2 separate regions of the Homo sapiens genome follow, and region 1 is linked to region 2. The links are chromatin loops, found by intact Hi-C in ENCODE. Cell type or tissue: prostate gland. All regions are shown on one strand. Each heading gives the region's core, and the rest is flanking DNA. Links, peaks and the distances in the headings are about the cores only.

Region 1 (11,602 bases), core at 3,712-8,711, 51 kb before region 2:
AGTCAGCAAAAGCTAGGCTTCTGTCCTCCCCATCATCTTCTGTGCTCTTTTTGTTTTCTTTGCACCTCTCCACTCACTTCCTTCTTTAGTATGATTGTGGCACTAATAAAAACTGCTAAGTTGCCATTGTTGAGATATGCTAGGACTATCTGGTATCTCTGGTTCCTCAGGTTTTAATTAACTCTCCCTGAGGTGTTAACAGACTGTATTCAAGTCCTTCTCCCACTCACTTCAGCTTATGGATCCTGATGCAGAAATTTCTACTCTCACTTTCCCACTCACAGTTTGGAGCAGGCAATGATGCCAGTAGGTTGAGTTGGAGGGGAGTGATAGGGTTGGAGAGTACTGTGGAGGAACTGGGAGATAGATCCTAGTCAGTGATGAACCTTTTAAGAATGTGTAACTTGACATGCAGCTCCATGGGCTGGAAGAGTTAGAAAGAATTTCTGTGAAGAAGCTGGTTCTGAGAAGTCTCACAATCCAAATGGGTGTGTAATCCCTGCAACTCGGGAAAACCAGACAGAAAGGGTGGATAGCAGCATGGAAGAATCATGATTGCTGAGCGGCTGTATCCCCCTCATAAGGATGGGACAGATGGGATGGGAGATGACCGTAAGGAGAGACCACACAAAAAGATTCCTCTGAGATTAATTAAACTGGGGGTTTTAACCAGAAAAACAGTCATGAAATCATTGACTTGATGAGATGATTTTAAAAAGTAATTAGAAATCAAACCTGGTTTTAAAGGCTATGAAGAAAACAACTCAGCTCAAATTGGAAGGGTAAGGCAAAAACAAAGTAAAGACCTATATGTGAAGGTGGTGGCAAATGCTTCACCTGCCAAGTATCTCACTCCAGTTGTCCACACTCTGGACAGGAGCAGCTCCCTGTGCTCCACATTTTCAGGAGAAAGTAAGGGGAAAGACTTGAATGAGTCAGAATCCAGGACTAGACTGTTTCTGGAGAACCTGACTTTGGAGGTTTCTGGCAGGAGTAGTCTAAGCAGAGATCAGGAATTTTATTTATTTGGGGGTCATCTTTAGATGACCAAGTTTGTCCCACTTCCAGCTAGAAGCATCAAAGTTGCACCTTCAGGGTTGAACCATGGAATTCTTGAATTGCCCAATTCATAGGTCTAGCAGCTCTTGAGTTCTAAATCATAACTCTGAAGATTGCTTTGTGGCGATGGTGGTGATAGGGATGAGAAGTGTCCAATGAAATAAAAGTATATGATCCCAAAATGCACACAGATAATAAGCTATTGTCTAACGGCATAATCAAGAGGTATGGATTCTGAGCAAGTGTTTCATGCCATGGGTACAACTGACAAAAAAAAAATCATTTTTGAAACCCACTGGTTAGTAGGGGCAGAGCACTGGTTATTTTGCCTGGTCGATGCATCTTTTTCTTGGCGTCTGGCTTCTTTAACTCAGCATAATTATTTTGAGATTCACCTGTGTTAGGGATTGCATCAATAGAAAAAAGAATGTGTCTTTTTTATTACTGAATAGAGTACCATAATATGTACAAGATATGCCAAATCTGGTATGACTATTTACCTGATGAAAGACATCTGGGTCATTTACAGTTTTGTGCAATTATAAATCAAGCTGCAGTAAACATCCATGCATAGGTTTTCTGTGTGTGAAGATAAGTGATTATTTTACCTAGGGGTGGGATTGTGGATTATACAGTAAGTATATGTTTAACTTTTTAAAAATCTGCCAAACTGTTTTCCAAAGTGGCTATGCCCAACAGTAATGTGTGTGTCCCAGTCACTCCATATCTTTGACAACACATGAAATGGGTCAGTGTGTTCAATGTTAGCCATTCCAATAACTCCGTAGTGGTATCTAATTCTAGTTTGATTTGCATTCCCCTAACAACTGCTGATGTTGAGCATCTTTCCGTCTATTTATTTGCCAACCATACTTTTTCTTTAGTGACTGTCTGTTCAAATCTTTTGACCATTTGTATTTGATTACTTGCTTTCTTATTATTGAATTTTGAGAGTTCTTTATGAATTCTAAATACAGCTTCTTTGTCAGATATATTATTTACAAATATGTTCTCCTATGCTGCCTTTTATCTTTTAATTCTCTTTACAGAATTTACAAAATTCTGTCTTTTGAAGAGGAGAAGTTTTTAACTTTGAAAGCCAATATATGATTTATTTTCCTTTTATGGATTATGCTTTAGGTGTAAGACCTAAGAAATCTTTGCCTAATTCAAGTTCACAAATGTTTTTTTTTTCTTTATTATTATTATACTTTAAGTTTTAGGGTACATGTGCACAATGTGCAGGTTAGTTACATATGCATACATGTGCCATGTTTTTATCCTGTGCTGTCTTGTGAAGGTTTTATAGTTTAGATTTTACATAGTGGGATGTATTTTGGGTTAATTTTTTATTATGAGGTGAAATATGGATTGAAGGTCATTCTTTGGCATGCGGATATCCAAATGTTACAGCACAATTTTTTGCAGCCTACCTTTCCTACTCTAAATCATCTTTGTACCTTGGTAAAAAACCAAGTTGTCCATCTCTGCGTGGATCTATTTTTGGACCATGTCTTCTGCTCCATTGGTTTGTTTGTTGGTCTTGATGCCAATAGCACCCTGTCCTGATTTCTTCAGCTTTTACAATAAATCTTGAGCTCAGATAGTGTTAGTCATCCAACTTTGTTTTTCTTTTTCAATTTTGCTTGAAATTTGTTTTAGATCTTTTAAATTGTCACATGAACTTTAGAAACAGTTTGTTAAATATACCAAAAATCTGCTGGAATTTTGATTAGGATTGCACTGAATCTATAGCTCAATCTTGAGAGAACTGACATCTTAACAACATGAATGTTCTGACCCGTGAACATGATGTAATCTCTCCATTTATTTGGGTTTTTAAAGATTTCTTTAACAATGTTCTGTAATTTTCAGGGCATAGCCCTTTCATATATGTTGTCAGAATTGTCTTTAAATATTTCATATTTTTGATGTTACTATAAATAATATTATGTTTAACATCAATTTCTATTTTTTCATTGTTACCATATAGAAATCCAATTGATGTTTTGTAGATTCTATCTGATTTTCTACTATTCAGTCATGTAGCCTGCAAATAAAGAAAGTTTCACTTCTTCTTTTCCAATCTGGATGGTTTTTAGTTCTTGCTCTCATCCGACTGCTCTGACTCAAACCCATAGTACAGTAAATAGAAACTGTTAGAGCAGACATGATTTTCTTGTACCTTGTCTTAGGAGAAAGACATTTGGCTTTTTAACCATTAAGTAAGATTGAGGCAGTTCTCTTCTATTCCTGGTTGGCTGAAGGTTTGTGGTTTTTTTATTTTAATTTTAATTTCTTGGTAAGGAATGAACACTGAATTTTGTCAAATACTTTTTTGGTATCTATCAGAAATATCATATGAGTTTTATTTTTTAAAGTATGCTAATAGTGGTGAATTGCATTGATTTGTCGTCAAATATTAAGCCAAACTTGCAGTTCTGGGATAAACCCTATTTGGTCATTTGTAAAATTCCTTGTACATATTGTTGAACTTGATTTGCTAAAACTTTGTATAGACATTTTACATCTATGTTTGATGACAGTTAGTATGTAATTTTCTTTTCCTATAATGTATTTGTATGACTTTTGTATCAGAGTAAGCCTGATTTCATAAAAAGAGTTGGAAAATATTTTGTCCTTTTCAACTTTTAGAGTTGTTTATGTAGAATTGGTATTAGTTCTTTCTAAAATGTAATTCACCAGTGAAGACATCTAAGCCTGAAGTTTTCTTTGTGGGAAGATTTTTAACTACAAATTTAATTTTTTTCTTAGATATAAAGTTATTTGTGCTAAGGTTACCTATTTCTCCTTGAGTGAGCTTTGGTAGTTTGTGCCTGATAGAGTTTGAGCATATGTTCCTGCAAAATCTCATGTTGAAATATAATCCCCAACGTTGGAGGTGGGTCTTAGTGGGAGGTGTTTGGGCAATGGGGGTGAATCCCTCGTGGCTTGGTTGTGTCTTCACGACAGTGAGTAAGTTCTCCTGAGATCTGGTTTTTTAAAAGTGTCTGGAACCTCTCCCACAACCCACACTCACTCTCTCTCTTGCTCTACTTTCACCATATGATGTGCTTGCTGCTGCTTTGCCTTCTTCCCTGAGTAAAAGCTCCATGAGGCTTTCCAGAAGCTGAGCAAACGCTGGTGCCATGCTTGTACAGCCTGAAGCACCATTAGCCAATCAAATCTCTTTTCTTTATAAATTACCTAGTTTCTGAGATTTCTTTATATAGCAACACAAAGAACAGATTAACACAATATCTTTCAAAAAATTTGCCTGTCACTTAGGTTGTCAATTTATTGGCATAAAGTTATATATAATATTTTCCTATTGTCCTTTTCATATGGTAGAATCTGTAGTGATGCTACCTCTCATTCCTGATACTGGTAATTTGTGTCCTTTCTTGCTCTCTGATTTTTCCTGATCAGTCTGATTGAGGTTGATTATTGATGTTTTTAAAGAAACAACTATTATTTCATTGTTTAATTAATTTTTTATATTGTTTTACTCTTATAGTTCATAGATTTTTGTTTTGATTTTTATCATTTCTTTTTTGTTTACTTTGGATTTAATTTACTCTTCTTTTTGCACTTTCTTGATGATTATGGTATCTCCCCTGGTAAGCATCTTTTTTTTTCATTTTCTTTAGGCAGAAGCTGAAGTAATTGATTTGAGATGTGTATCTTTTTCTAATCTAAGCATTTGGCAATATATTTTTCCCAAAGTACTACTTCAGTGCCATACCACAAATTTTTATTTTCATTTAGTTCAAAATATTTTCTAATTTCCCTTTTGAGTTCCTCTTTGATAATCAGATAATTATTAAAATTTGATAATGTGTTAATTGCTATTATGTAAACAAACAGAGTAATGGGATAGAATCTCATAGGGAATTGTCTTTGCTTTAGATGCGGCCATAAGAGAAGGCCTGTTGGAGGAGATGATATTTAATCTATGACCAGAAGGGTGAAGGGAAATCAGCCAGGTAAAGAGCTGATACAAGAGCATTTTAGGCACAAGGGCAGCAAGTACAAAAGTCTTGAAGCAGGAACGAATAGGAAAGAGTCTGAGAAGAAGAAAGAGGTGAAAGAAAATTTGTCGTAAGTTCTAATTCTCAAAGGATGCTGATTCCAAATATTACAAATCGCAGGAACAAGTCATAGTCATAAGAACAGAGCATGGCCATATTTGGGCTGACAACAGCTCTTCTTAGAGTCTGAGTAACAGTCAAGTGACCTCTGGAGAAACTCTGCCATCGCAGGAATCCTATCCCTATTAACTTGTTGAGCTAGTGTTCAACCTTACACTGTGCTGCCGTACATCCTTAGTAAATTAAATTCTTCACCCTTGAAAGTTTGCCATGAGAGATTACTAGATTACTATTCTTTCTTTTAGACGTTTTTTATGTGCTAAAAAAACTTCCCAGATTGACCTCAAATAACTGATTCATGTCAAATATATATATTTTTGCCTTTTCCTTTGCCCTAGCCTGGGTCTCTTCAATTCTTGGTGACAAGATTAAAATGATAAATCATGGACACAATCTGGTGCCATTCATTTTCTACTTTATTCTTTTTCACCACAAAGGATCTGGGATGGAAAATGTTCCTCAGTTAGCCCCAGCTGGCTCCAGTACCACAGTGAGTTAGTAAACATCTGCTAACGACAGGCTGAAGACGTGCCTCCCTCCACTTGTTCTCTCCAAGCCGGCTCACTGAGGAGTTGTTCTCTTTATCTCTGGAAATCTTCCTTTGTACTTTCTCTCCCACTTGGCTTCCATCAGCTCTTCCCATCCTGTCCTCAAGTGAATGATTCACAGTTTATATATGTCAGTCTCGGGAAAATCTACAGAACATTCTCTCTTTTCCTCAGTGGTGAGGACCCTGCTGTTAGGCCTTGGGCCATCACTTCACCTTCCAGCAGATCAGGGAAAACATGGCCTTCTATACGGAGGGGTGTTATTTTTTGCCCACCCACCCCCAGGACCAACAAAGAAGGCTGCAGGATGGGATCAATCAGATATCTTACCATGAATGCAGTTCCAAGGTTGGAAACATTTCAAGAGAGAAAAATTAAAATTCTGCCCCACTTGGGATGTTGTTCTCTCCCAGTCTTGAAACATTCTGAGGAAGGTCTTGCCAAAGTTTCTTTTACTGGTTATGTTCCTGTTTCCTGAATTCCCCCAGTAAGGAAATTCCAACTGAGAGGAGGAACAGTTATACTCTCCTTCTCATGTTTGCACTTTGACTGGTAAAGAAAGAATACAATACTTCCATCTTCTCTCTCCACTTGCTTATTTGCCCCTCCCCAAAGTGGGAGGACTAGCTAACCTGACTGTTGAGGACCTGACTTTCATGGAACCACATTTAATAGTGGATGGGGGACAGTGTTAAATGCCATATGCAGTTCACACATGACATCGTTTCTTAGTTTCTTGGCTCTGTGTTCTCTCGGGGGAATTGCAGGATCATAGTCTTTAATCTCCTCCTCATAGGAAATTCTATGAGATAAACTTCTCTAGGCAAGGTCCCCCAGTATGGAGGGCCCGGAAAGGATATCCTGGAGAGGATATGGGGCAGCCCTGTGCTTCCTTGTAGGTACCTTGCTGGTGGCTAGGCAGGTGAATTTATGTCAGACTCTCAACTCAGCTGTCCAAATAGGTGAGTCCTGAGACCAAGATTTGAGTAGGAGGAGAAGGAAGTTCCATTGAGCTCAAGGTTTAAGTCCTACTCTCTAAAAATTTTCTAGAAGTTCTACTTTTAGAGAATGATTAGGTATATCCTTCAGCAATAAAGAGGCTGATCTTTTAACCCCCATTTGGGTCTGATGAGTCTTGTATCTTTTCATTTGATGAAAGAGAGACTGGCGGGAGAAGACTGTAACCCCTCTTCCAGCCTCCATTTAATTTTTAATGCTAAGTGTAGCCTTTTAAAATGAAAATGAGTGGCACATGCCTGTAATCCCAGCTACTTGGGAGGCTGAAGCACGAGGATTGCTTGAACTCAGGAGAAGGTTGCAGTGAGCCAAGATTGAACCACTGCACTCCAGCCTGAGTGACAGAGCGAGATTCTATCTCAAAAAATAAACAAATAAATAAAATGAAAATGAGTTTTAAAGTTATACCTATTATCTCTCAGAGCACAAAGATTTCTTGTATGTATATGTGCGTCTTACTGCCCTCAGTATGCATGTCTGAAAAACTAAGATACATTAGGTTCAAGCATCCAGAAAAACAGAAAACTAGAAAGGCCAGCTGTCTTGCCTAGAGTCACAGACATATTACTCAGCCCTTTCTTTTTGCATCTTTCCTATGGTATTTGAGTTGGCACTGCTTGTCTGCTTAATGCTGGCAATTGCAGGTATATAATAAGGAGGTTAAAATTACCTTTCCTCTGCATGCCTGTAAACCATCCCCTTGACTCTACTAGAAGTTCCACACACCAAATTTTAGACAAGAGTCCCAAGAATGAAATAACTCCTCTAGACTCTGGGGAGAATGGATTAACCACCAGCTAAATCATCTGCCAGTATTGATAATCCAGCTCCTTTGCTCTATCTGTGGTTATCACCATTGATGTAAACTCTGCAGGTAGAATGGTGATTCTGGTCACATGGAGAAAGGCTTGGATATGTTTAATTTCCTGCCACACTCTGGCCAAAAAAGTGAATTTCATGTCTTATGATCAAATAACCGTAACTTTGCAAGAGCAGAGTGTGTTGGAACAGGGATATTGAGGGTCCCTGTGTGGCTTGGGGCATTGCCAGGGCAGCTACAGGGTCTGAGTGTTTTTATTTTATTCCTGCTTTATTGCCCTGCCTAATACTCCCATTTGAAAATGTCGTGGAGTAGGCTGGTGTCATTTGTTTTCATAAATTAATGTCTATTGCAATTTATGGCCAGATGGGCCCTGAAAAATAAGAGCCTTGTGTGTCTCTTGGAAGGTTTAAAGAAAAGCAGTGGGCAATGCTCAGGGTGAACTTTTGCACTTTAAGGCTTCATTGTGGGGAGAGAGTAAATGCTTGTGAAAAATCCTGTTTTATAACAGCTGGGCACAAAGGACTCCTTATTAGGATTATTTTTTTTGCCACTGCTTCTAATTCCTGTAGCAACCAGAAACACACACACACACACACACACACACAGAAATATAGAGAATTCTTCTTACTGGGAAGCCATGTGTGTTGGGAATAACTTCAACTTGCTTGGAAATCAGAGGTCTAGATTCTCAAAACCCCAGATAGCTTTCCAGCCAACTAATGGGAGTGTGGTACATATTGGATCATAGCACATAAAGGCTCTGACTCAGTGTGCACATCTCTCTTTTTGCTACTTCTTCATGGGTCAATGAGAAGAAATGGGTCAGTGTGAAGCACAGAGAAAAGAAAAAAATGAAAAAAAAAAGCACTAGAGAATTTGATGATTCCATGATTTTAAGAAATAATGGCTTGTGGGAAGCTCGAATCAAAGGTCAGCTTGGTAGCAGCCAAAGAGGAGGCTGCTTGGCTGCTGTAAGCACTCAGAGACCAAGTGCGGCTGGACAGGCTTCCTCCTACAAGTGCACATGCTTCTGAGTATGTGAAGGGTAGGCCTAGAGAAGACCCTTTTTCTGAGCCCTGTTTGTTTACAGCTTTTGACTTGGGCAAGTCACATAGATTCCAAGTCAATTCATTTCCAGGTAGAACAAAGGATAAGCTCCAGAGTCTCTCCGTCTCTAACACCCCTTTGATGATAATCTTTGATTTATGAAATTATGTTAGGATGAGGGTATTATTTTATTCACTTACTCAAGCAATTGGCATTTAAATCATTTAAATTTCTCTGAAGAGGCACAAAATTATCTGAGTGTCTTTTCCCATCAAATGCTTTTGTCTTATTTTTGTAGACCTTCACAATTTGAAAAAACATTTTCATATATAAAAACCCTGTGAGGTAGATAATACAGGAACTATGACTTGTCTCAGATGTCATAACAGGACAGGGATTTAAACTCAATCTCCCAGAGATATCCCTCTCTGTCATTCAACAAAGACAGCCACAGATTTTTTGGGCACATACTAGATGCAAAGTACTTTGCTGAACAGTAGAAATGCAGTAGTGAAAGGAACAGGTGCAATTATATACTCAGGTAACTCATATCTTGCAGGACAGGATGACATTTAATTATAATAAAGTGTATTGTGTGTGAGGATAGGAGATGGGGACATTCAGTAGGAGAACCTATCCTAGAGTAGAGGTCAGTGAAGATCTTACCAGAGTGAAATTTAATGTCAGAAGAATGGGGTCACTTTAGTCAGGGCAAAAGGGAGTTAGGAAAGAATATTCCAGGCAAGGGGAACAACATATTCTCTGGATTAAGACATAATTTCCCCAATACCGTGTGGAGGAAGTACTGTAAGGAGGAAAACAGGGGCTCAAGATTAACAATGGGCAAGGAATAGGTGATTTCCCACTGTGTTTATATCAGAGGCTTTTGAACCAGAGCAACTCCATCTTGAATAGGAGCTGGGTAAAATGAGGCTGAGACCTACTGGGATGCATTCCCAGACAGTTAAGGCATTCTAAGTCTCAGGATGAGATAGGAGGTTGGCACAAGATACAAGTCATAAAGACCTTGCTAATAAAACAGCTTCCAGTAAAGAGGCTGGCTAAAGCCCACCAAAATCAAGATGGCCACGATATTGACCTCTGGTCGTCCTCACTGCTACACTCCCACCAGCGCCATGACAGTTTACAAATGCCATGGCAACGTCAGGAAGTTATCCTATATGGTCTAAAAAGGGGAGGCATGAATAATCCACCCCTTGTTTAGCATATCATCAAGAAATAACAATAAAAATGGGCAACCAGCCACCCTCGGGGCTGCTTTGTTTATGGAGTAGCCATTCTTTATTCCTTTACTTTCCCAATAAACTCATTTTCACTTTATGGACTCGCCCTGAATTCTTTCTTGCATGAGATCCAAGAAACCTCTCTTGGGGTATGGATTGGGACCTCTTTCTGGTAACATTTATGTATAAAATAATTTTCAAGGTTGGTGTTTTTCTTGTGTAACTGTGGCCACTTCACATCAAAATTGGTAAATGGTGAATTTAACAAAATACCAAATGAATGTGTATACTGAGCAGTTCATAGAACTCTGAATGCCTGCCATAGCCATAGCCCCCTTCTATGGAAAGAGCCTGTAACAGATACTCCTTCCCCAGGGGTCAATAGAGTTTAGACCGGTGACCTTCAACACCCTGGAGACATCTGTTGGGCCAGGGGTAGACATCTGAGCTGATCCACAGTAGTCATAAGAAGTGGCCCAAAAAAAGAACTTCACCTCTCATGCCTGTAATCCCAGCACTTTGGGAGGCTGAGATGGGTGGATCATGAGGTCAGGAGATTGAGACCATCCTGGCCAACACGGTGAAACTCCGTCTCTACTAAAAATACAAAAATTTAGCCAGGCATGGTGGTGGGCACCTGTAGTCCCAGCTACTCGGGAGGCTGAGGCAGGAGAATGGCGTGAACCTGGGAGGCGGAGCTTGCAGTGAGCCAAGATCGTGCCACTGCACTCCAGCCTGGGCAACAGAGCGAGACTCCATCTCAAAAAAAAAAAAAAACAAAAAAACCCCAAAAAAACGGAATTTCACCTCACAGATGTTGCTAGACTGGGTAGCAACTAAGGAGCCCAATTAGAGTGTTTGAAGGTCAAAGAGAAAGACAAGGAGGAAAAAAGAATACTAGAAAATATTCAAACATGTTTATTCAAAAAGCAGAAGCCATGAATATGAAGGAACCACATGGGGTGTAGGGGAGGCCAGAGAAAAAAGTGAGGACAGGTAGCAGCAGGGTGGGGTAGGTGGGCAGTGAGAGCAGAAACAGCCCGAGGAAGCAGCAAGATTGTGGAAAGAGGAGAACGATGGAGAAGCAATGGCTGCAAGGTTGGAGAATTGCAGCATGCCAAAGGGTTGGTGTGGGTGTGGGAACTTGTGTACTGCTGCTGGGAGTGTCTCCAGGAACAGGCTTTCTGGTGAGCAATCTGACACAACTTAGTCAAATTAAAATGGACCCTACATGTATTTCCAAGGATATCTCACCCGGATCCATAAGGAGATATCTTTGAAGATGTTCATTATAGTGTTGTTTGTGGTGACAGGAAGTTGGCGGCAATCTGGAAATCCATCAATGCAGATTAGGTAGGCAGCATATGGTGAGTATACATCATGGAGAATGAAGCAACAGTGAGCATGAACAGCCTGGCTGAGCATCTAATAACACAGATGAATTGATAAACAGTGCTGGGTGAAAAAAGTAAGGAACAAAAAGAGATATATAGCAAAGTACCATTTTTTTAAATTAAAAATACATGGATTAAAAAAATGAATGTTTTCTAAGAATACATACAAACCAAAGGATCTAAATTAAACACAAATAAGAGTGTTTGCCTAAGGGAGGGAGGAAGAAAAACTAGGATGAAGGAATAGAGATGAAATAAATAAGCAAACAAGATAAATAATGGGCCATGGACTGAGGAGTGCAATTTACTCAACCTTCTG
Region 2 (11,602 bases), core at 2,437-7,436:
CTCAGCAGAAATGTATTAAGACCATATGTAAAGATAAATATTCTGGTCTGAGCAAGATACAAAAACAAGAAGCAAAGAACCGGTCAGTGGGGTGCCTCATGGACTGCTGTGTTTCCACCCACACTAAAGAATACTCAGAACCGTAGGGGGGTTAGATTCTGCTCACCCTTTCATTTGCTCATTTATTCAACAAATATTTATTGAGTACCTGCTGTGTGCTGGGAATTCAGAAGGAAGCAAAATCTGGCTCAGTCCCTGCCTTCATGAGTTAGTGAAGGACACAGACATTAATAGAATAATCACACACTCATCCCACAGTTGTGGTGGTGATTGTGGTAGATAATGCAAAGAGGCTACAAATAAGACAACTGATTTCACAAGGAAAGACAAGATAGGCTTCTCCGAGGAGGTGAAGCTTGACCTCTGTGAAAAAAATCATCACATTACCTTCTCTGTCTCTTCTGCTTTACTCTTCCATCTTTTGGGGATTTTTGTGATTACATTGGGCCCATCTGGATAATCTAGGGTAATCCTCTTCATCTCAAGATCCTTAAACACAGCTACAAAGTCCTTTTGATGTGTAAGGTAACAGTCACAGGTTCGGGGATGAAGCCATCTCTGAGGACATTATTGTGCCTATAGCATCAGGGCATCTGCATTGAAACCTCAGCAGGAATTAAAGGGTAAGTAATATATAAAAAGATGTTGTTAGCTCCAAGCAACTGGAGATCCTATCTTAACTGCACTAGGCTCAGTCAAAGAAAGTGGACAGAAAGTCAGCTGCCTTTGCAGGAGTAGGGCTAAGTAAACGAGAGGCAGAGCCCAGAACTTAATGCCTGAATGAAATGTTTATGGTGTATAAAGCGAGTCTACTCTAAAGGCAAATAAAATGCTTGATAATTCAGAGGATTTGAGAATTGATTTGAAAATACATGGATTCTGGCACTATGCCTCGCTGTGAATATGGCAGGGCTGCCTATGACAATCCCAGGGTGTTATTTCTCTAAATGCATCACCCCAGTCCTTGGAAGGAGTCTGGTTTCTGCTCCTTTGGAAACTTCCAGTATGCACTGTTTATTAGCATCCCGATCCACCCCCTCAAATACACCTCTTCCCAGAAGAATCTAAATTGATTTAATGATATTTTATGTTTCCCTTGTAGAAATTTCCCAGTTCTAATTTTTCTAGTTTGCTTTTACAGTACTATTTTTTCTCCCTTCTCACCTTCCTCCAGCATCAAACGACATAACTACCATCCCTCTGGTGTGGGATACTTACTAGGAAAGCTCAACAGACCTATTGTAATACAACTCAAGGTACAGGAAAGAGCAGAGATTCAATATCACCCCTCCTGGGCCCTGTTAGGCTAAGTGGATAGTTGCTGTTGGCAGCACTTTGCAGAAATTGACCCAAAGCCTTGCCTGCAAGGCCCCCTTCCCTCCCACTCTACCACCCATAGAGGGTTCAAGTGCACTGAGTTTCACTCAGGAGAATACCTTCCTAAGGGGTCTCAGGTATATGAAGGTGGGATAGAGTAGAGCATTCCATGAATAGGTGGGGGTTTTCCAGAAGTCTTCTGAAGCTAGACAAGCAAAGACATCCCAAGACAGGAGCACAAGCAAGGGTTCAAATCACTGTAGTCGGGATCTTCCCAAATTTACTGCAGAAACCAGTCTAATTTTGTTTTTTCCTAAAAGCCACTTTCCTCTTCTCTCTTCCTTTGGAATTTCCATATATTAGCATTAATTCATTTATTCTTTGAGAGGAAGGAAAAATTGGGAAGTCTAAATGGAAGCTGAAATCTTCTGAGCATTTGCTTTCTAACTTGTAGAGGCTAAAATTAGACCTTGGAAAAGGTTAGTTTTCTTCTCTTTACCACCCCTTTTTAGAGTGTGAGGAGAAATTCCTCCCATTCTCCTGACCTGTAGGATATGGCTAATAACAGTCCTGTCTCATGAAAGATGATGTGAGGACTGAAATAATGTATGTAAAGCACTCAAAAGATGCCAAGTATCCAACAAGCTTTTAATAAATGTTCACTAAGAGGTGGGTGATGATGAAGATGGTGTTGATGGTGAAGATGATGATGGTGGTGATGATGGTGATGGTGATGATGATGATGATGACAATGGTGATGATGATGGTGGTGATGATGATGATGATGTTGGTGATGGTGATAATGATTCCTCAATTTTCCTAACTCTACTTTTTGGTTGGATTCTCAAGCTTTAAAAATGTAAGGGCATTTTTAAAAATCTAATTCATCTTTCAAGCTTTGCTCAATTGATAAATAAAATTATAGCAACTTACTTTGCCCCTTAATCAACTGTCTTACAGATAATATTTTTCTCAAGTTTAGCTTTGACTCTTTGCCTCTCATGTCTTGGTTGGTCTCTGTCAGTTACCATCTTTAAGTGACTGTCTGGCTGCTATGGAGATGCTGAGTGTAGATCATGGTGCTCTAGAGAAGTTTTAGAGAGTTAGAGAATTCTAAATCACTGAGTTCTTTAGATCCTTCCACATTGTCCCCAGATCACTCCTTTCAAAATGTCAACTCCTAAAAAAGTTGATCAGTTCTAGCTTAAATCATCAGGTCACACATTCCTCTTTTCCTCACAGGCTGAATAGTTCAGAGTAGATTTTGAGAATGATCTGCTGGAATCTTCTCCTGTCCCACAAATAACCAAGTTGACCAGAGGTAGACGGTGTCTCAGATTTTCCTGAAGGCCCCTTCATAATCTGTCTGCCCTTTCATGCCTTGCCCCCCAAAAACCTTTTTCAATCTCCCTCAGAAAGTCCAAGTGCTCATTTACAAGACTTCCTGTGGGAGGAAAGAAAAAGAACACTGAGAAGATGGTTCATTGCTCAATGCAGCCCCTGACAACAGATTCCCCCAGCTTCCCCTTTTTGCAGCCCATAAACTGTTCTGTAAAAATTAAAAAGCGTTGAATTTACAGGGCCTAAAAGGAGCCAGGAGGTAAAGAACCATCTCCAATCAATGGGTCAGGCATACTGATAAAGCAGGAATATGACGTCTTGCAAATTTCTGGCCAATAAAATACCTTCCTTGTCTTTCCAGATCCTTGACCTTCTCTTTCCCATGCAAAACTAAGTGGGGATAAGAATGAGAAGGGCAAGTAAAAAAAAAAAAAGCAATAAAACAAAGCAAAATATCCAGCATGCTCTGGGCTTATAGGGCCACAATTAGGTCATGAAGGCCTCTCTTCTGGAGCTTTTATTTCTCTGTAAATCCCTTGGCTATCTTTCTTGCCCCAGCATTTCCCTGTTTTCCATTTCAGGGAAGCTTGGGTTGATCAGTAACAAACATTGTTGCTAAAATTGTTCCAACTGCAATGGTCCTGTGGGAATTGAGGTGACTGGGTGTGTCCTGAGTGGTAGTGGAAGAGACATGGGGCAAGGCTGGGCTGTGTTGGCTTTGTGACTTTGGAAGGCAACCTTAACCTCTCTGAGCCTCAGCTTTCTCATCCCTGAAAGGAGGAGAGTAGAGCTGGAATGGAGCTTGAGATTTCTTGGTCTGATATTCTCTAATTCTTAAGCAAGTCTGGAATGCAGGGAAGAGATAGAGGGACTATCAGAGCAAGCATCACGGGACAATGGAAGGCGGAAGCTATCTAGACTCTGCAGCTTCGGCTCAACCTTCTGAGTCCCCAGCGTTATCTGCATCCTGTCCATTTACCTAAATTTGGCCAAGATTGCATTGACTTATGTTCGTATGGCTGATAATCCCTCCAACTCTTTGAGAAAGAGAAAGAGAGAGAGAGAGAGGGAGAGGCTGAAAATAACTAAACCTTGATTAAGTTAGAGGAATAACTATTATGAAGGTATCAAATACTAGGACAGACAGGATTATGATAATATTCCTTGGCTACTTGTTTGAGAATAAGTATCTTATCTGTAACTTAAGGATGTAGCCAGATACTCCCCTCAAAGAAATTTCCCATGTAGGCAATGAATTCAAATTGCCATCAATCCATTTGTGGTGACTTGTCTGTGTAGAGCTGGGGTGGAGTGAATACAGATGAGTTACTGTTGGGGTGATGAGTTACTGCAGGGTTATCTGCCAACCACTTGTATTTGGCAAGAGCAGATATGGAAGCCTCTGGACTTGGAGCACTGGAACCCAGAGAAAATTTCAGTTAAGCTGTTCGGTGGGCTCAAGTTGGAATTGAGAGATGCATGTTCAAGGTTCATCCAGCCCAAGATGTAGATGTAGAACAGGAATGGTTTCAAATGGTCTTTTCAGAAAAAGGAAATGTCAAGACAGCCCCCCAGGAATATACAGACTCCAGGCTGATGGGACAGTAAGAGGAGTATCTGAGCTAGATGCTAAGGCTGGTTTCCTCTGTTGAACTAGATAATCTCTGAGGTCCAGAAAATAGAAGTAGTTTATCTAAGGGCACACGACTGGTTAGTTGATGGGCTGGGATTCATACCTAAGTTCACTCATTCATCCATTCATTCATTAGCCAATGGCTACCAAATGTGGCCTGTTCTGGGCTGGATGTTGTGTGCTTCAGTCTACTGACACCCTGCCCAATTCTCTTCCTCACAAGTCATGACAATTTGATTTCTATTGAATGCACAGAATCAGCAAAGCCATACACTTCTTTCCTTGCCAAACCTTTCTTCTTTTTGTTAAGGTAATAAGGTGGGGAAAAAAAGCATAGAGGATAGACGTTTTTAATTTGAAATGAGAGTAGTGGTCATGAGTTTTTGAATAAGGCCTCTATAAGTATTCTATAACTATCCCCAAAATAGCCAGAGTTGCTTCAGCCAGGCCCACTCCATCAACAAAGGAGTCTGAGGTGCTTGCCAGGGAGTGGGAGCCTCTCAGAGCTGGAGGGATAGACTCAGAGAGGATGTGCAAATCTGAGTTCTGGAGAAGTATCTCAGAAAGAATCAACTTTTGCACTAATGCCTGGCAAGTGAAAGCTGTTCTATAAATAATATCTCTTTCCTCTTTGGTACAGCTTTTAGTTTAGTCGTTATATATTTTCTTTTTCTTACTCAGTTGCTCCCTTGGTTGTATATGATTTCTGCACCCAAAATGAACTTTTGAGGTTTTAATATATACATAGGGGTGTATCTGTGTCAGTGAGGGGAGATGTTGTAGCCTTGTTTTTAGAGTAGCTGGGGCTGGACGAGGTCAGCTGAATTTTTGAGAGTTCAGGTCAAGGCCCTCCAACTGGCAGGGAGCAGTCACACCCTCCAGGCTCCCCAGCCAAGTGCATGCTCCTCTGAAAGTCACTGAGCTGAAGATAAACATGGAGCCCATAATAGCTTTTTCACTTGATCTCCTTTATTACATGTTCCACACTTTAAATTCCTTTGCTACACTCCTGTATTCTTTTGGATCTTTCAGAACAAACATTGAAGTAGGCAAAAAAAAAAAAAAAAAGAAGCAAACTGCCCTCTTCCCTCCACCCTTCCCATCCTTTCTAAGTGAGTCACTTCGACTGGGACAATTAATCTTAATCAGGACGGTATGACAGCAGAAAAAAAGACATCCGCAGTGAAGCACTTTGGTGCCAAAGATTGGTGAGGCAACCAGTTCCTTCCTCTAGGCTGTGAAGGGGGCAATGTAGAAATGATTTGGTTGTTTTAAAAATAGCATGTCACAAAATCAGAGCTGCCTGTATCTTCAGGGTGGGCAGCAGGGATGGGGTGGTGTAATGCCTGTGCTAACCACTGAGTGTAAGCAGGCACTTTAAATATTGTTGGCTGGAAGGTCATACAGGCCACCAAGGCCCCAATGATCAACTCCACCTTCTCCAGGGGACATTGAGGACAAATAATTCCTCGTATTTGCCCTGGTGTTTTTCTCCATAAAACTCAGAGCTTCCATGCTAGTATCCTTAACCATTATCCTCATTTTCTGACAGGTGCAATTACTCATCTCCTGTCCTCTGCCCATCTCCTGTTTTGTTTTTCTCTGCATGGGTCATACTTTCCAATAAGCCATGGCTACACCTGGTACCCTAGAAAGGTTTTAGTCAACGAAGTGTACCTATTGCAGACAGACTCAGCAAGTCCTGGAATGACCAGGAGGAACCACTTCATCCCCTTATGAATGCAGTCTCATCTTTTCATTTGCAATTAGCTGATCGAGTCCTCATTAGCAGGAGGACTAGTGTTACTCTTTTGAGGTCCAAGAACTGCCGGGACACAGTCCAAAGTGCACAGTCCTGCTTCCAAATACAGGGCTGAGAGGGAACAAGAGCTTCTGAGCTGCCCAATTATGGGTGAGTATTGTTTCAGTTCCTTCTGCAGGTGCCTTTGTTAAAAACTGCCCTAAAGCAGACTGATGGATGCCTCTCCACTGCCATGGTCATGTCCTTGTTGGCCTGGATACAGGCATAGACCACAGTGGTTTCAAGGCTGCACATAGGTATCAAGGTTCCAACCCTAATGAAACAAGATGCAAAAAAGACTGAATCAGAGTTGGTGGGGTAGTGATAAAAGGAACTCGCAGTCATTCGGGGTGAGTTCTGCCCGCCCCTGGGAGAATGGTCTCCTTTCCTTCCAGCAGACTTCGGTTGGGACCATCCCAGTCCTCCTACAGTTCTAATAAGGTCTCTCTTGAGACGGTTCTTTAGCCCCATTGTGAATTTGCCTTTCTCCTTTGCAAATATTGTGAAAAGTAACAGGCCATCAGTTTCTTTACCTCTAAGGGAATTCTCTCCTCTTATTTTCCCTATGTTCTGCTCCCTGGTGTCTGGCTGCCTTCGGTTCTATATAAGGAGTCTGACCTAATAATTTTCTATATTCTGCCTCATTGTGCACACTATTGTACTGGCATAAGAAGGAAGCTATCCTTTGGTTTGAATTGTGCTCTGGTACATCCAACAGACTAACCAGTTATCGGCTTGAGAACAGAAGTCATAATGTAAGAACACATTCCCCTCCCATCCCTCCATATTGTGTGTGTCAGTTTAGGGTCTTCAGGTCCCTGTTGACACTACATTTTCCAAAACCTCTTGTCATTCATTCATGCCACAGACCATATTGAGCACTAACATTATGCTAGATTATAATGCAGATAAAGAAACTCACAATAATTATGTAGTCTAGTCAGGTGGAACAAGATACATGCATAAGCAACTGTGTTGTCAAGTAAAAAGTGATAGGTTTGGGTGCCCCGGAAATCAGAACTGGATACAAAAACTATCATGCTACTTCTTTATTGGGGAATGCAAACCCAGGAAAGGAGAAATGAAGAGAAAAGGAAGGAAAGGTTTCCTGAGCTGGATACCACTTGGTAATAAGTGTAAATAATTGATCACTCTCACAGACCCTCTTCCTAGAGGGTGGGCAGGGGAAAGAGAACAGAGAAGAAATTTTTCCCTGGCTCCTGTGTCCCACTGACAAAAGCTTCAATCTAGGGAGCATTAACTTCCCTTAACTACTTGTACATATGTGTGTGCGTGTGAATGCGTGTATGTGTGTGTGCATGTGTGTGTGTGCATGTGTGGGTGGTGTGTGTGAGGGGGGGCACATGCATGCCCACTGAGCACCCATGTATATTCCTCTGGCTCTAATGTCTCAGTAACAGCAGGAATATGCTAAGACAGGAGGCAAGAGGTTTAGAGCATGAGCACGAAGCAAGGCACCGCCCGGTTGTGTCCCTGTGCAGTTGGCCAGAGTCCACACAGTTCTGCTGGCCTCAGCGGCAACTGGGACAGAACAAGGGGCCATGGACCCCCTGAATCACCTGAGGCAAGGGAATCTGAAGTGATGCATAAAGGGACCTTGATTCAGTAACATAAGTCAGGTTCAGATAAAGTGCTTTGGGGATTCAGAGACGGGAGCTTTTTCTTAGAAGCAGAACGGGACGGAGACTTGAGGGAGGACTTTTGGAGAAGGCGGATCTTGAATGGGACTTTGCAGGATGGGGAGGTATAACTAGGCGAGGTGGGGTTGGGTGGAGGGGGCGTTCCATGAAAGGAAGACTCTATGATTGCAAGGACCCAGAGGACAGCACTGAGGACAAGTAGACAATAGTGCAGGTCTCGGTTTGGCCAGAGGATAGGGAATGGAAAGGTATGTTAAGGGATAAGGCTGAAAATGTAAACAGGGACAGCTGGGGAGCCAGGGGGAGGAATTTTGATTGGAATCTTCAGACAATAGGGGGCCACCTGTGCTGTCGTGATAAACATTTTAACTCAGGAATTTCAGTCCCTCTTCTTCACAAATTCTGTTGTGTATAGTCAGATACTTGTGCACACAATGACATTTTTAACAAGACTTTTGGAATTCCAGAGTCTACAGAACACAGTTAAAAGCTCTGCATGCTGTCCTTTCCATTTTTCCGATGAAGAAATGGAGACTGGGAAAGCTTAGTAGTGAAGATTCTGGCTTTTACTCGTTCTTGTATTTACAGAGCCTGGAGGCAGATCTGGCTCAGGCAAGGGCTGAAGCAGGTGCTCGGATGATGTGCCCAGGACTCTGTCCACTCCACCTCTCAACTCTCCCCACTCCTGTCCTGGCTTCAGTCTCATGCAAGTGCCCTTATGGCAGGGACAAGAGTTCTCAGCGCCTCCAGGTTTCCATCTTATTAGCTTAGCAAGTTCTAAAATGGACAGCAAGTGGAGAATGGAATGTTCTATCAACAAAACAAAACAAAAAGAAGGACTTTGACTAGAAAATGTGGAAATAGAGAAATGACAGTTGTTCACTCCTGGAATCAGAAATGTATTGGCTCTAGTGGAATTAGAGCTTCATTCTAAACTATTTCTTGGAGGTGGTGGTAGAGGGCTCAGGGGTGGAAAATAGCTATTGCTACTTGCTTTTCTTGTTTTAAAAAGTCTCCTGGGACAAGACATCTTCTATTAAGGCCTGAACTCAAGGATAGAAGTCTTGTTTAATCCTTTCCCAAAGAGGAGATCATAGCTTTACGCTGCGTGCTTCAGTGGGCTTTCAATTTGGCCCAGTCTTTCCTTTTCTTTTTTTGAGATGGAGTCTTCTTCTGTCACCCAGGCTAGAGTGCAGTGGCACGATCTCAGCTCACTGCAAGCTCTGCCTCCCGGGTTCACGCCATTCTTCTGCCTCAGCCTCCCGAGTAGCTGGGACTACAGGTGCCCACCACCACACCTGGCTAATTGGCCCAGCCTTTCTTCTTCTAGAGAACTGAAGAGGGAGGTTTTCCCTCTGTGTATTCTGTGAGGGACTCCTGGTACGGGAGTGTGATCTTCACTGCCTAAGTCCTGAAAGGGAGCTTAGACCCTTGTATCAAAGGAGTAGACTTTAAAAAATTCTCCTTGAGAATGAAAGATGGTATCTCAGCATTTTGAGTTTTTGTTTCTTTCTTTCTCTCCTCTACTTGAATTAACATGAAGTCAAAACTAGATCTTAGAGTGGAGTTGGCTGCCACACAATTTAGAGTTGTTTGCATAACATTCCAAAAATAATTCAATAAGAATGGGTTTTTCTTGGAATTTATCACTGCCTGGCAAATTAGAGCCCAAGCACAACAACTCTGTGCAAAAAAGGCATGAGACCTGGCAAATGGAAATGACAGGGGCAGAGAGAAAGGAAACCCCGGCAGCCAGTCAACTTTCATTATCCATGATGGCGTGGCAGGAATGAGAACACAAGGCCGGAGCAGGGACAAACACGGCCTCTGTTCAGATGCCCGATTTTCTCCAGGACTCGGCAGCAGCTGAGAGGCCAAGGGGGAAGGGCACGGTATCTTAGGTCTCAGAGGAATTCTCTCCTGCTGTATTTTTCCACCTCTTCAGCCAAAGTGTCTTTTTCTTATTGTTTTCATGGAGAGGATCCACAGGTTAAGAAGAGAATAAATTAACATAAACATATAGCTGCAATAAATAGGAGTTTAAGAAAACAGGAACAGGGGAGTGAACCTGAATTGGACGACTAGGAAGAATTTCAGGCTCTGCCATTGTCCCTGAATTACCTGGTATAAGCCAAGTAACTTTTCTGAACTTAAAGTCTTTCATCTTTAAAATGGGAGAGAATAATAGCTAGAATCACAGTGAGAATTATTATGAGTATAATGTTTTATAGTTACAGAGAATTTTTAAATCTATGTGATGTAGACAGGAGACTTCACTTATCTAACTCAGGTTCTTTCATAGATGTCAACTCCTTCTAGCCCCACTGTTACTAGGCTAGAAACAAAAGCTATTGTCCGGGGCAGAATTATGTACTAGGATCACCTGCCCATGACTCAGTATATGACCTCTGGACTCCTCCCCACTCTGGACCACAGGAACTGTGAACATCACTGTGGACAAAGCTAAGTCTCTGCTGCTTTCAATGTTGATGCCCCCAAGCCTCTTCTCTTCTCACCCTTGCCCATCACCCTGGCCATATCATATATGCCTATGGCTGTACATTCCTTCATAGGGCTATGGCCCCTGAGTCTGTATCTTTAGCCTGGACTTCTCACATGACCTCTGCTGTCTGTTCAACCACTGGGACATCTGGCAGCCCCCCAATTGCACCTGCTCCTATCTGAAATTGGATTGTTCTACCTCCACTTCCCTGCCACAGTGCCTTAGCTCAGGCTGCATAACAAAATAGCATAAAGTGAGTGGCTTGAACAACAGACATTTAATTCTCACAGTTCTGGAGTCTACAAAATCCATGATCAGGGTGCTGGCAGATTCAGCATCTGGCAAGAACCCTCTTTCTGGTGTGGAGACAGCTACCTTCTTGCTATATCCTCCCATGGTGGAGAGAACAAGCTCTGTTTACTCCTCTTCTTATAAGGGCACTAATCCCATCACAGGGGCTCCACTCTCATGACCTTATCTAAGGTCCCACCTTCTAATACCATCACAATCGGAACTAGGGCTTCAACCCAGGAATTTGGGGGACACAAACATCCAGTCCATGCCACACAATGCATGACCCCTTCCTTCCTGTAGGTGCTCAAGCCAGGCACCTAGGAGTCATCCCTGATTTTCTCTCCTTTACCATCTACTTTTTTTTTTTTTGAGATGGAGTTTCACTCATGTTGCCCAGGCTGGAGTGCAGTGGTGCGATCTCAGTTCACTGCAGTCTCTGCCTCCCAGGTTCAAGTGATTCTCCTGCTGCAGCCTCTACCTCCCAGGTTCAAGTGATTCTCCTGCTGCAGCCTCCCGAGTAGCTGGGATTACAGGCATGCACCACCATACCTGGCTAATTTTGTATTTCTAGTAGACATGGGGTTTCACCATGTTGGCCAGGCTGGTCTTGAACTTATGACCTCAGGTGATCCACCCGCCTTGGCCTCCCAAAGTGCTGGGATGACAGGCATGAGCCATCATGCCTGGCCCTTTACCATCTACTTTAAATCCATCATCATCACTCTGGCTTCTCAAATCTCTTGAATGTGTCTAATTTTCTGTATCCTCCTGCTCCCACCCTAGCTCAAATTGCTGCCCTCTTTTCCCAGGCTATAGCCACAGCTGTCAAACTGGTCTTCTTTCCTCTGGTTTTGTCCGTTTTCCATTCCTTCTCCATGCTGTAGCCAGAATAATATTTCTTCAAAAAGCAAACCCAAACATGTCTCTTTTCTGCTTCACACCCTTCACTGACTTCCGCTTGACCTCAGGATAAACTTTAAATTCTTTAACGT

What was found. Hi-C counts contacts between places; a loop is a spot of excess contacts. Peaks named below come from ENCODE experiments on the same cell type or tissue, not always from the same donor. Only the 100,000 strongest peaks of a DNase experiment are listed, where the experiment ranks them.
Region 1: it touches region 2 in a loop (6-fold over the local background); 3 of 110 quality-filtered maps call a loop at or near these places.

What each region holds. Positions count from the first base shown.
Region 1 is chr2:217,407,104-217,418,705 of GRCh38, reverse strand. The region is part of intron 8 of DIRC3 (disrupted in renal carcinoma 3); the gene reads left to right. It overlaps LOC124907981 (a long non-coding RNA gene), which reads right to left and starts at 6,185. Exons shown (of 2, transcript XR_007088086.1): 1 at 6,089-6,185; 2 at 5,609-5,854. RefSeq lists an enhancer at 6,523-6,692. In prostate gland, for the core only: no CTCF peak of the experiment used is centred there; no DNase peak of the experiment used is centred there; H3K27ac peaks cover 2,728 bases.
Region 2 is chr2:217,354,941-217,366,542 of GRCh38, reverse strand. The region is part of intron 8 of DIRC3 (disrupted in renal carcinoma 3); the gene reads left to right. Among named protein-coding and RNA genes, the nearest start is that of DIRC3-AS1, 78 kb to the right of the region's middle. In prostate gland, for the core only: no CTCF peak of the experiment used is centred there; DNase peaks (open chromatin) are centred at 5,235 and 5,522; H3K27ac peaks cover 2,329 bases.